Regions from separate parts of the Homo sapiens genome. Here region 2 is linked to region 1. A link is a loop called in an ENCODE intact Hi-C map of the cell type or tissue named here. Cell type or tissue: MCF 10A. All regions are shown on one strand.

Evidence for each region. Peaks named below come from ENCODE experiments on the same cell type or tissue, not always from the same donor. Only the 100,000 strongest peaks of a DNase experiment are listed, where the experiment ranks them.
Region 2: a loop joins it to region 1, with 18 times the contacts of the local background. A loop is called at or near these places in 33 of 110 quality-filtered maps.

Annotation. Positions count from the first base shown.
Region 1 is chr9:128,273,345-128,278,344 of GRCh38, reverse strand. GOLGA2 (golgin A2) reads left to right here and starts at 2,338. Exons shown (of 27, transcript NM_001366244.2): 1 at 2,338-2,452; 2 at 4,373-4,495. The coding sequence starts at 2,369. SWI5 (SWI5 homologous recombination repair protein) reads right to left here and starts at 2,069. Exons shown (of 5, transcript NM_001318089.2): 1 at 1,943-2,069; 2 at 1,590-1,638. The coding sequence starts at 2,004. RefSeq lists enhancers at 1,835-1,964, 2,825-2,874 and a silencer at 2,565-2,674. In MCF 10A, no CTCF peak of the experiment used is centred here; a DNase peak (open chromatin) is centred at 2,234.
Region 2 is chr9:128,327,106-128,332,105 of GRCh38, reverse strand. The region is part of intron 4 of COQ4 (coenzyme Q4); the gene reads right to left. Among named protein-coding and RNA genes, the nearest start is that of COQ4, 6.8 kb to the right of the region's middle. In MCF 10A, no CTCF peak of the experiment used is centred here; a DNase peak (open chromatin) is centred at 2,965.

The sequences.
Region 1 (5,000 bases):
CACTCACCTTAGCCTCCCAAAGTGCTGGGATTATAGGCGTGAGTCACTGTGCCGGGTCGAGCGTTGTTTTTAAAAATGGAAGGAATGGAAGCTGGGCATGGTGGCTCATGCCTGTAATCCCAGCACTTTGGGAGGCCGAGGCGGGCAGGTTGCTTTGAGCTCACGAGTTTGAGACCAGCCTGGGCAACATGGCGAAAATTTGTCTCTACTGAAAATACAAAAAAATTAGCCAGGCGTCATGGCACACAACTGTGGTTCCAGCTATTTGGGACGCTGAGGCAAGAGGATGGGTTGGGCCTGGGAGGCAGAGGTTACAGTGAGCCCAGATCGCACCATTGCACTCCAGCCCGGGCGACAGAGTGCGACTGTGTCTCAAAAAAAAAAAAAAAAAAAAAAGAGAAGGAATGAATTAGCATGAATGAGAAAGGCATGATCTGCAGTGAGTTACCGCATGGTCAAAGACAGTGGATACCAACCCACTTGCAGAGAGAAGCTCAATCAGCCCAGTGCTTTTGGCAAACTATGGCTGCCACCCCGTCATCGTCATCTGAGCTCACTGTGAGTTGCCCTTCAGGCCCTGCCTCTGACCCTGCCATCTCTGGAGAGCCCTCTTTGCAAGCCCAAGCCTGGGCTCCCCATCTCAGAACCATGTGCATACTTGTCCTGGAATTATTTTTTTGCCTGTGGCTCCTGGAGGGCAGGGGGCTATCTGGCATACACCTGCATTGCAGCAGTTGCTAAATCAATGAACAAATACCAAGTCTTTCCCGATCTAACTTCTTTTTTGTTTTTGAGACTTGTCTAGCTCTGTTGTCCAGGCTGGAGTGCAGTGGTGCAATCTCGGCTTACTGCAACCTCCACCTTCCGGGTTCAAGCAATTCTCCTGCCTCAGCCTCCTGAGTAGTTGGGATTACAGGCCTGCACCACCACGCTCGGCTGATTTTTTTGTATTTTTAGTAGAGACAGGGTTTCATCATGTTGGGCAGGCTGGTCTTGAACTCCTGACCTCAAATGATCTGCCCGCCTCAGCCTCCCAAAGTGCTGGGATTACAGGTGTGAGCCACTGCACCCGGCCCTCACGATCTACCTTAAGAGTGGTGGTAGTTGTAGTGGCAACTCCATCTGGGGGATGAGAGAAGGAGTAGGCTGCGTTTTGGGGGTGGCTTGCCAGCGAAGAGGAGAGACTATTAGCAACGAAAGGAGTGGCCAGGGTGAACGCCAAGCATTTTCCTGACTGGGGAGCTATGGGTTTGTTTAAAGGCAGGGCTGGGTGAGGGGTGAAAAGAGCGAGGAGGAGAGATGGCTGGTGCTGGACTGGAGTGAAAGGCATCTGAGGAGCCAGGAGACAGGATGGGGAGGGAGAGGAGTTAGCCTAGGACAGGACAGGATAACACTTCTTTGAAGACTGGCGGGCATGAGGAAAGGAAGGGGAGGGATTCGGGAATGACCTGGCGGTTCTCAGTCGACTGGGAGAAGATATGGAAGAGGGCCAAGCGGGGATTGGCTGCTGTTGGGATGGGGAGTGGGGCCGGGAGCGCACAAGGGAAGGTCGAGGATGGGAAAGGGGGTGTGGGGGAAGAAATACTCACAGGGGATCGGAAGGCCCCGCGGCAACTTCGGGTAAGTCTTGGTTCAGTCCTAGAGAGGAATCCGAGGGGAAAGTCTGATTGGACCCACAGCCCGCTGTGAGGACGGGGTACTGTGGGGATGCGGGAGGAGGAGCAGTTGGGAAGTAGGAGCGCCAGGGACTGGATCCATCTGGAAAGGGGGCAGACACGCTCTCAGGATCAGGGTAGAGACCCTCTAGGAAGGGGGCGTTCTGAGACGGGGGTTGTCTGGAGCACTGGATGGGAGTCTTTGGAGGTGATTTCTGGGAAGGGAGAGTCTGGGGCAGGGCTGTGAGGAGTCAGGAAAGAAACTGTGGAGTCCGTTCCTCGCCCACCTCCTGAGCCCTGGGGTCCGAGGCCCCCGGATCAGGGGGTTCAATGGCGCAAGAGGGTCCAGCGCGGGAGTCGGAGAGCGACCTCTCAGGTGCACCGGGCCAGGAACTCTGACCCGGAGTGTGAACTGGCGCACAGAAAGCTGCGCGCGCACCCAAGGAAAGCCGGCCCCGCCCCTCTCCCGAGGTGGGCGGGGACAGCGGTTGCGTGCGCAGCTTTTGTTGTGACGCCACAGGTCCCTCTGGCCACGCCGCTGCATAGCCACGCCCCCTTCCGCTTCATATTTCTCATTGACCAATGGGCTTTGATCTTTGAGGCCACGCCCCCATTCTGCGCTCCAGTATCGCCCTGGTTACGCCTCCTCTGGCTCCGTCGCACAGCTGCGCGGTGGCTGACTGACTTCCGCAGTGGTTGCCGGGATCGCGCTGATGTGGCCCCAACCCCGCCTCCCTCCCCGCCCCGCGATGTCGGAAGAAACCCGACAGAGCAAATTGGCCGCAGCGAAGAAAAAGGTAAAGTGCACCGGGTCGCGGCCCCCCGACCCAGCCCCAGCCCCACTCCGATGGCAGGACCATGGCCAGAGTCTCTGCCACTCCTGAGGCACACCGGGCTGGGCTCCCCACGGCGCGTCCGGGCTCCCTCCACCAAAGTCTTGTCAGCCAGCCCCGCCCCCTCAGCCGCCCAGCCCCCGCCCTCGCCAGTCGCCCCCGGGTGACTTTGGGCTGGTGCTCCCGGGGCTCCCCGCTCCAGACTCGGCCCTCACCTCCTGCCCCCCGAAGTCCGACCTCCCTGGGCTCTTTGGGCTGGCGTCTCCAAGGACCTAGGACCCCAGCAATTCAGCCCCTGCCCTCGCCAGTGACTTTGGGCCCGTGACTCCCGGGGCCCCCCGCTCCAGACTCGACCCTCACCTCCTGCCGCCCCAAACCGGACCTCCCGGGGTTCTTTGGTCTCGGGTCTCCAAGGACCTGGGTCCTGGCCCTGCGGTCCCCTCCCCCATCGCGGAGCGGCGACTTGGACGTCGCGCTGATGTTCCCCCTAGGAGTGGAATGTAGTGACGTCACAATCCCCCTCGGAACCGTAATTAGTTGCGCGAGACCAGTCTTTGATCTTAGGACCCAGTCCCCTAAGTGTTCTCATCCCGCTTCTGGTTCCTCTGGTCACAGCATAAATTTCCAGCTGGAAGGGGATTGGGGACTATGGGACCTAGGAGGGAGAGGTTTCAGGCTGCCTTACACCCTTAACATAGACATTGACAGTGTGAAAAGCCTACACTTCACCCGTGAACTGAAAACATTGGCAGTATCTCTGGGTGGCAATGTGAGAACGGGATTGGTTTGGTTTTCCCCCAGGCTTCTACTCTCCAGAGAGACTTTAACATTTTTTTCTGACTTCTCCACCTCATATTCGAATTCTCCATGGTTCTGGGACCAGAGTGCCCTTCAGTGGTCTCTGGAATGAGATCTGCTTATCTTCTGTGGAACAGGTCTTGGGAAACTGAACTTGACAGCTTGAATCTTCCTCATATCATCTCAACCTGGGGTACTTGGAGTGCCACAGGATAAATACGGGGCATCTTTCTGAAGCATCAGTCTCCCTTTATTCTCTTGAGAGAGAAAAAACATTAATGTACTTAGGGATGACAGTCACATAAATTTCTAAGAGTATACCAGACTTTTCTCTGAAATGAGGCTTGGGTTGTCCTCTTTCTGTTAAATTCCCAGGTTCAACAGAAAGGCTGCCTTCTGCCATGTGGATACATTGATGTAAAAGTTTGAGAGGCATTGGTGCATTTCTTAACATTACCAAACGTGTGAGGATGTATGACTCTAAACCACACAGTGTACAGTTCCTGCCGACTTAATGTTCCGGCCCACATTTTAAGATACATATTTATTTTTAGAGAGGGGGTGTCACTGTGTTGCCCAGTCTGACCTTGAACTCCTGGCCTTAAGTAATCCTCCTGCCTTAGCCTCCCAGGTAGCTGGGACTCCAGGCTTGACTTCTCCACCTCATATTTGAATTCTCCTTGGTGGAGTGGAATGTAGTGATGTCGCAGTCCCCCTCGGAACCGTAATTAGTGCGTGAAACCAGCTTTTGATCTTAGGACCCAATCCCTAAGTGTTCTCATCCCGTTTCTGGGATGAGAGGTGGAAAAGTACCTCTGCCTCTGGTTTTGGCCCCTGGCAGCTGCTGATTTGTGGCAAAACCCCAGAGCTTGGAGTCAGAAGACTGAGTTTAAGTTCAATTCTTGCCTTTTTTAAGCCATGGTATCAATCCCTCTCAGTCACTAAGTGATTGTGACAAGAACTTGTGGAGTTGTTAGTGGCATTAAATCAGATGGTATATAAGAGTATTTTGGAAAAATTGTAAAGTAGGATGTAACTGTGGGGGCTTGTAGATCTCATGAATATTATTGCTCTTCTTTTCCACAGTTGAGAGAATATCAGCAGAGGAATAGCCCTGGTGTTCCTACAGGAGCGAAAAAGAAGAAGAAAATAAAAAATGGCAGTAACCCTGAGACAACCACTTCTGGTGGTTGCCACTCACCTGAGGATGTGAGTCTTGGATGGCCAGGCTCCTGGGGACAGGGGGCCCAAGGGGCAGTAGAGGGTAATTGTTATGATTGTGGAAGAACTGTTGGGTACTGATTAAGAGTTCTGGGTTTGTATCCTACCTGTCCATCTGCTAGGGATGTGATTTAGGGCAAATTGCTTGAGCTTTTTGGGCCTCTCTTTTCACAACTATAAAGTATTGTTTTACTTACACTTGTGAAGTTTAAATGAGATTTGTTATTGTTGTTTTTATGTTAATCCCTAGTACAGGGCCTGCTGTCCTAAACACCCAGGACACCCAGGAAATGGTAGTTGCTGTTTCATTTTCCTCATCTCCAGTCTCAAAGGGAAGCCAGGCCAATGAGAACAGCTACTTGCCATCAGGCTATCCCTTTAGGAGTCACTGAAAGGGCCCCAGGGTGTGGTGAGGAGAGTCCCAGGTGCTAGGATTAGGGGAAGATCTAACTTTTGAGTTCATCTTTGCCACCAGCTTGCTGCGTGACCACAG
Region 2 (5,000 bases), 54 kb before region 1:
GCCCGATTTGCCAGTCTGTCTCTGACACCGTCACAACTCTCACCTAACTCATACCTACTAGAAAACTCTGGCGACTGGCCAGGGGCCGAGGCTCATGCCTGTAAATCCCAGCACTTTGGGAGGCTAAGGTGGGCGGATCACCTGAGATCAGGAGTTCAACACCAGCCTGACCAATACGGTGAAACCCTGTCTCTACTAAAAAATACAAAAATTAGCCGGGTGTGGTGGTGCACACCTGTAGTCCCAGCTACTCGGGAGGCTGAGACAGGAGAATCACTTGAACCCAGGAGGCGGAGGTTGCAGTGAGCCAAGATTGCACCACTGCACTCCTGCCTGGGTGACAGAGACTCTGTCTCAAAGAAAAAAAAAACCCAGAACAAAAAAAATACAAAAATTAGTCAGGTGTGGTGGTGTGTGCCTATAGTCCCAGCTACTCAGGAGGCTTGGGACAGGAGGATGCTTGAGCCCAGGAGTTTGAGGTTACAGGGAGCTATGACTATACCACTGCACTCAAGCAAGACATTGTCTCTAAAAATAAATAATGAAGCCCCAAAGACCCTGATCCTAGCATAACTTGCTCCCAGCTTGGGGTGTTCTCTCCCACTACCTCCATCTTCACTGTGGTAACTCCTACTTATCCTTCATGACCTGGGTTAAGTGTCCCCTGTCCCCCATCCCTTCCCCCCACCACAGAGAGGCCACCCCTAACCTACAGACCAAGTGGGTTCATGTTATGGTCTCTGGAAACATCATTCACCTCTTAGTGGCACTCAAAATAACTGTACCTTGATGTTTAGTGGATGTGAGTATTAATGTCTCCTAGACCTACACTGTCCAGTATGGCAGCCGCTTGCCACATGTGGCCAAGAAAGTTGTCCAAGCGAGATGTGCTGATCATATAAAATACACACGAGACTTCAAATGCTTAGTATGAAAAAAATGTAAAACTCTCAATGATTTAAAAATACTGGCCGGGCGCGGTGGCTCACGCCTGTAATCCTAGCACTTTGGGAGGCTGAGGCAGGTGGATCATGAGGTCAGGAGATCAAGACCATCCTGGCTAACACGGTGAAACTCCGTCTCTACTAAAAATACAAAAAATTCTCCGGGCGTGGCGGCGGGCGCCTGTAGTCCCAGCTACTCGGGAGGCTGAGGCAGGAGAATGGCGTAAGCCCGGGAGGCGGAGCTTGCAGCGAGCCGAGATCGCGCCACTGCACTCCAGCCTGGGCTACAGAGTGAGACTTCGTCTCAAAAAAAAAAAAAAAAAGAAAATTGATTACTTGTTGAAATAATACTTTGGATATATTGGGCTAAACAAGATGCATATTTAAAATCAATTCTAGCCAGGCACGGTGACTCATGGTTACAATCCCAGCACTTTGGGAGGCCGAGGCGGGCGGATCACCTGAGGAGCTCAAGGCCAGCCTGACCAATATGGTCAAAAATTAGCCAGGCATGGTGGCGGGTGCCTGTAATCCCAGCTACTTGGGAGGCTGAGACAAGAGAATTGCTTGATCCCAGAAGGCAGAGGTTGCAGTGAGCTGAGATGGCACCATTGCACTCCAGCCTGGGCAACAGAGTGAGACTCTATCTCAAAAAAACAAACAAAAAAATTCCACCTTAATTTTAATAGCAAAAAAATTAATTTCTTTTTGCTATTAAAGTAGCTGGCAGAAAATTAAAAATTACCTACGTGCTCACATTTTATTTATTTATTTTTATTTTTATTTTTTGAGATGGAGTCTCACTCTGTCGCCCAGGTTGGAGTGCCGTGGTGCAATCTCGGCTTACTGCAATCTCCTCCTCCCGGATTCAAGCAATTCTTCTGCCTCAGCTTCCTGAGTAGCTAGGATTACAGGCACGTGCCACTACACCCGGCTAATTTTTTTTTTTTTTTTTAGTAGAGACAGGGTTTCACCATGTTGGTCAGGCTGGTCTCAAACTCCTGACTTCGTGATCCACCCGCCTGGGCCTCCCAGAGAGCTGGGATTACAGTTGTGAGCCACCGTGCCCAGCCGATCACATTTTATTTTTATGGACAGTATCCAGACAGCCTGTCTGCTACACAAGGGCAGGACTGGCTCTGTTTCACTTATTCTTTTACCTCCAGTAGCCTGATCCAGGGCCTGGATGAATGAACACCTCTTGAACATATGAATAAAAGGCCAGTCCTGGGCACTTTTCTGATCCCAGAACTCTTCTCCTCTTAACTGCCCACTGCCTCTGAGTACTCAGCAGCACCCATACACAGTGGGAACAGCCTGGTCTTCCTGTTCCCAAAGAATGGCCTTAGCCTGCTGTGTGAAGCTGAAGGTGATCATAGAGTATCCACCAGGTGCCGGCACCTAGGGTGTCTTTTACATATATTATCCTTTCATCCTTGCAATCTTGGAGGTAAATACTGTTATTACTGCAGATATAGATAAGGAAAACAAGGGCCGGGCGTGGTGGCTCATGCCTGTAATCCCAACACTTTGGGAGGCCAAGGCCAGCGGATCACTTGAGGTCAGGAGTTTGAGACCAGCCTGGCCAATATGATGAAATCCCGCCTATACTAAAAATACAAAAAATAGCCAGGCCTGGTGGCGTGCGCCTGTAGTCCCAGCTACTCAGGAGGCTGAGGCAGGAGAATTGCCAGGAGGTGGAGGTTGCAGTGAGCCAAGATTGTGCCACTGCCCTCCAGCCTGGGTGACAGAGCGAGACTCAAAAAAATAAATAAATAAATAAAAATAAGGAAAACAAGGCTCAGAGAGATAAAGTAATTTGCCCAAGATCACACAGCTAGTAAAGTGGCCGAGTCAGCATTTGAAACAAAGTCTGCTGGATTCCAAAGCCAGTGGCCTTAATATCCATTACCAAGGCCGATAAGTGCCCTGGAAGATATATGGGAGGTCCTCTTACTTCTGATGAGGAACCTGAGACTCAGCGAGGTCAAAGGATTTGTCCAGGCTTGTAAAGCTGGGAAGAGAGCCAGGATTCTCACTCAGGCTCCTCCTAATTCTCAAGCCCATGCCTGTAGTCTTGATACTACAAGATGACCACACCTCTCACCAAAATCAGCCTCAGGGAGGGGAGGGTAGCCTCACCTTGAACCTTTATCTAAATCTCTCTGGGGACAAAGGTGCTCCTTCACATTCCATGAGCTGCTGATTTCCTTGCTCTACAAGTGTCACAATCGCCAGCGCGGTTACAAGTGGGGCTGTGGCTGAGCAAGGTGTCCTAGCAGTCCTGTCCCTGCTACCCCCTCCCCTCCACAGCGACAGGGCTAAAGACTGGGGGAAATTCAGACTGTCCCTCCCTGTGTAGCACTTGAGGCAGGTCACCCTGGTGAGTTTCCCACTGATGAAATGACTTGCATCCTGGTGAAATCTGAGAGAGATGGTTTAAAATAGTGCAGGTGATCGCCCCGTCAAGGTAGCTGTGCAGGAGACTGTGAGGAACAGAACATCGTCTCGGGGACAATAACCATTCAGAGCAGTGGTTCTCAACTGCCCACCAGGGAACATCTGTAATCTCTGGAGACATCTGTGGTTGTCACAACTTGACGGGGGGGTGCTCCTGGCATCCAGTGGGTAGAAGCCAGGGATGCCACTAAACATCCTACCAGGCTCAGGACCGCCCCCACAACAAAGAGTGATCCAGCCTAAACATTAACATGCCCGGCTTGAGAAACTGTTCTAGGGCAACCTTTGGAGACCCCTCACCTCCATCAGCCAGACTGGCTCGCCATTTGGCAGGGGTGCCTTGATGGGATGTATCTGTGTTGCAGGAGGGAGGGAAGATGGGACAGGGACAGGGAAGATGGGCCAACTGGATCCTAAGGTCCTTTACAAATCAGGTCACTTTACTGTCCTGCTCAAAACCTTCCACAAGTTTCCTACTGCTCCTATTACAAAATACAGACTCCTCCTTCTGGTGGCCTACAGGGCGCAGCCCTGGCTCCCCTTCCAGCCCACTCACTGTCTCCCTGCTACTCCCTCCTCTGCGGCCACACTGGTCAACCTTCCTTTTCCTAAACACAAGGGGCCTTTGCCCTTGCCATTCCCTCTACTCAGAATGCTCCTCCTCAGCTCTCCACAGGGTTGGCTCCTCCTTACCTTCCAAGTCTCCTCAGAGGAGCCGGCCCTGACCACCCAGTCAGAAGTGGCTGTACCCTTCCCAATACCAAAGCTGTCTTCTATCACACTAACTTGTTCTCTTCATAGCTGCTAGAATGTAAGTTCCACAAAGGCAGGCTTTTTGCTGGTTTTGTCCACTGTATCCCAACTGCTGACAATAGTGCTGGTATACTTTTTTTTATTTTTGAGACAGAGTCTTGCTCTGTTGTCCAAGCTGGAGTGTAGTGGTGTGATTACGGCTCACCGCCCTCGACCTCCTGGGCTCAACTGATCCTCCTACCTCAAACTCCCTCCCAGGTAGCTGGGACTATGGGTATACACCACCACACTTGGCTAATTTTTGCATTTTTTGCAGAGACAGGGTTTCACCATGTTGTCCAGGCTGGTCTCAAACTCCTGGGCTCAAGTGATCCGCCCACTTCAGCCCCCCAAAGTATTAGGATTACAGGCATGAGCCAACACGCATGGACCAGTGCCAGAATATTCTAATTACTTGAAACATTTTACCTGTATTTTTATATGAATTTTTTTGTTTTGTTTTGTTGGAGACAGAGTCTCACTCTGTCGCCCAGGCTGGAGTGCAGTGGTGTGATCTCAGCTCACTGCAACCTGTGCCTCCCGGGTTCAATCAATTCTCCTGCCTCAGCCTCCCGAGTAGCTGGGATTACAGGCGCACACCATCACACCTAGCTAATTTTTGTATTTTTAGTAGAGACAGGTTTCCACCATGTTGGTCAGACTGGTCTCAAACTCCTGACCTTAGGTGGTCCTCCCGCCAGCCTCCCAAAGTGCTGGGATTACAGATGTGAGCCACTGTGCCTTCCCTGAAAATTTTTAAAAACTATTTTATTGTCTACCTCTCGAAGTAGAATAGAAATGAGG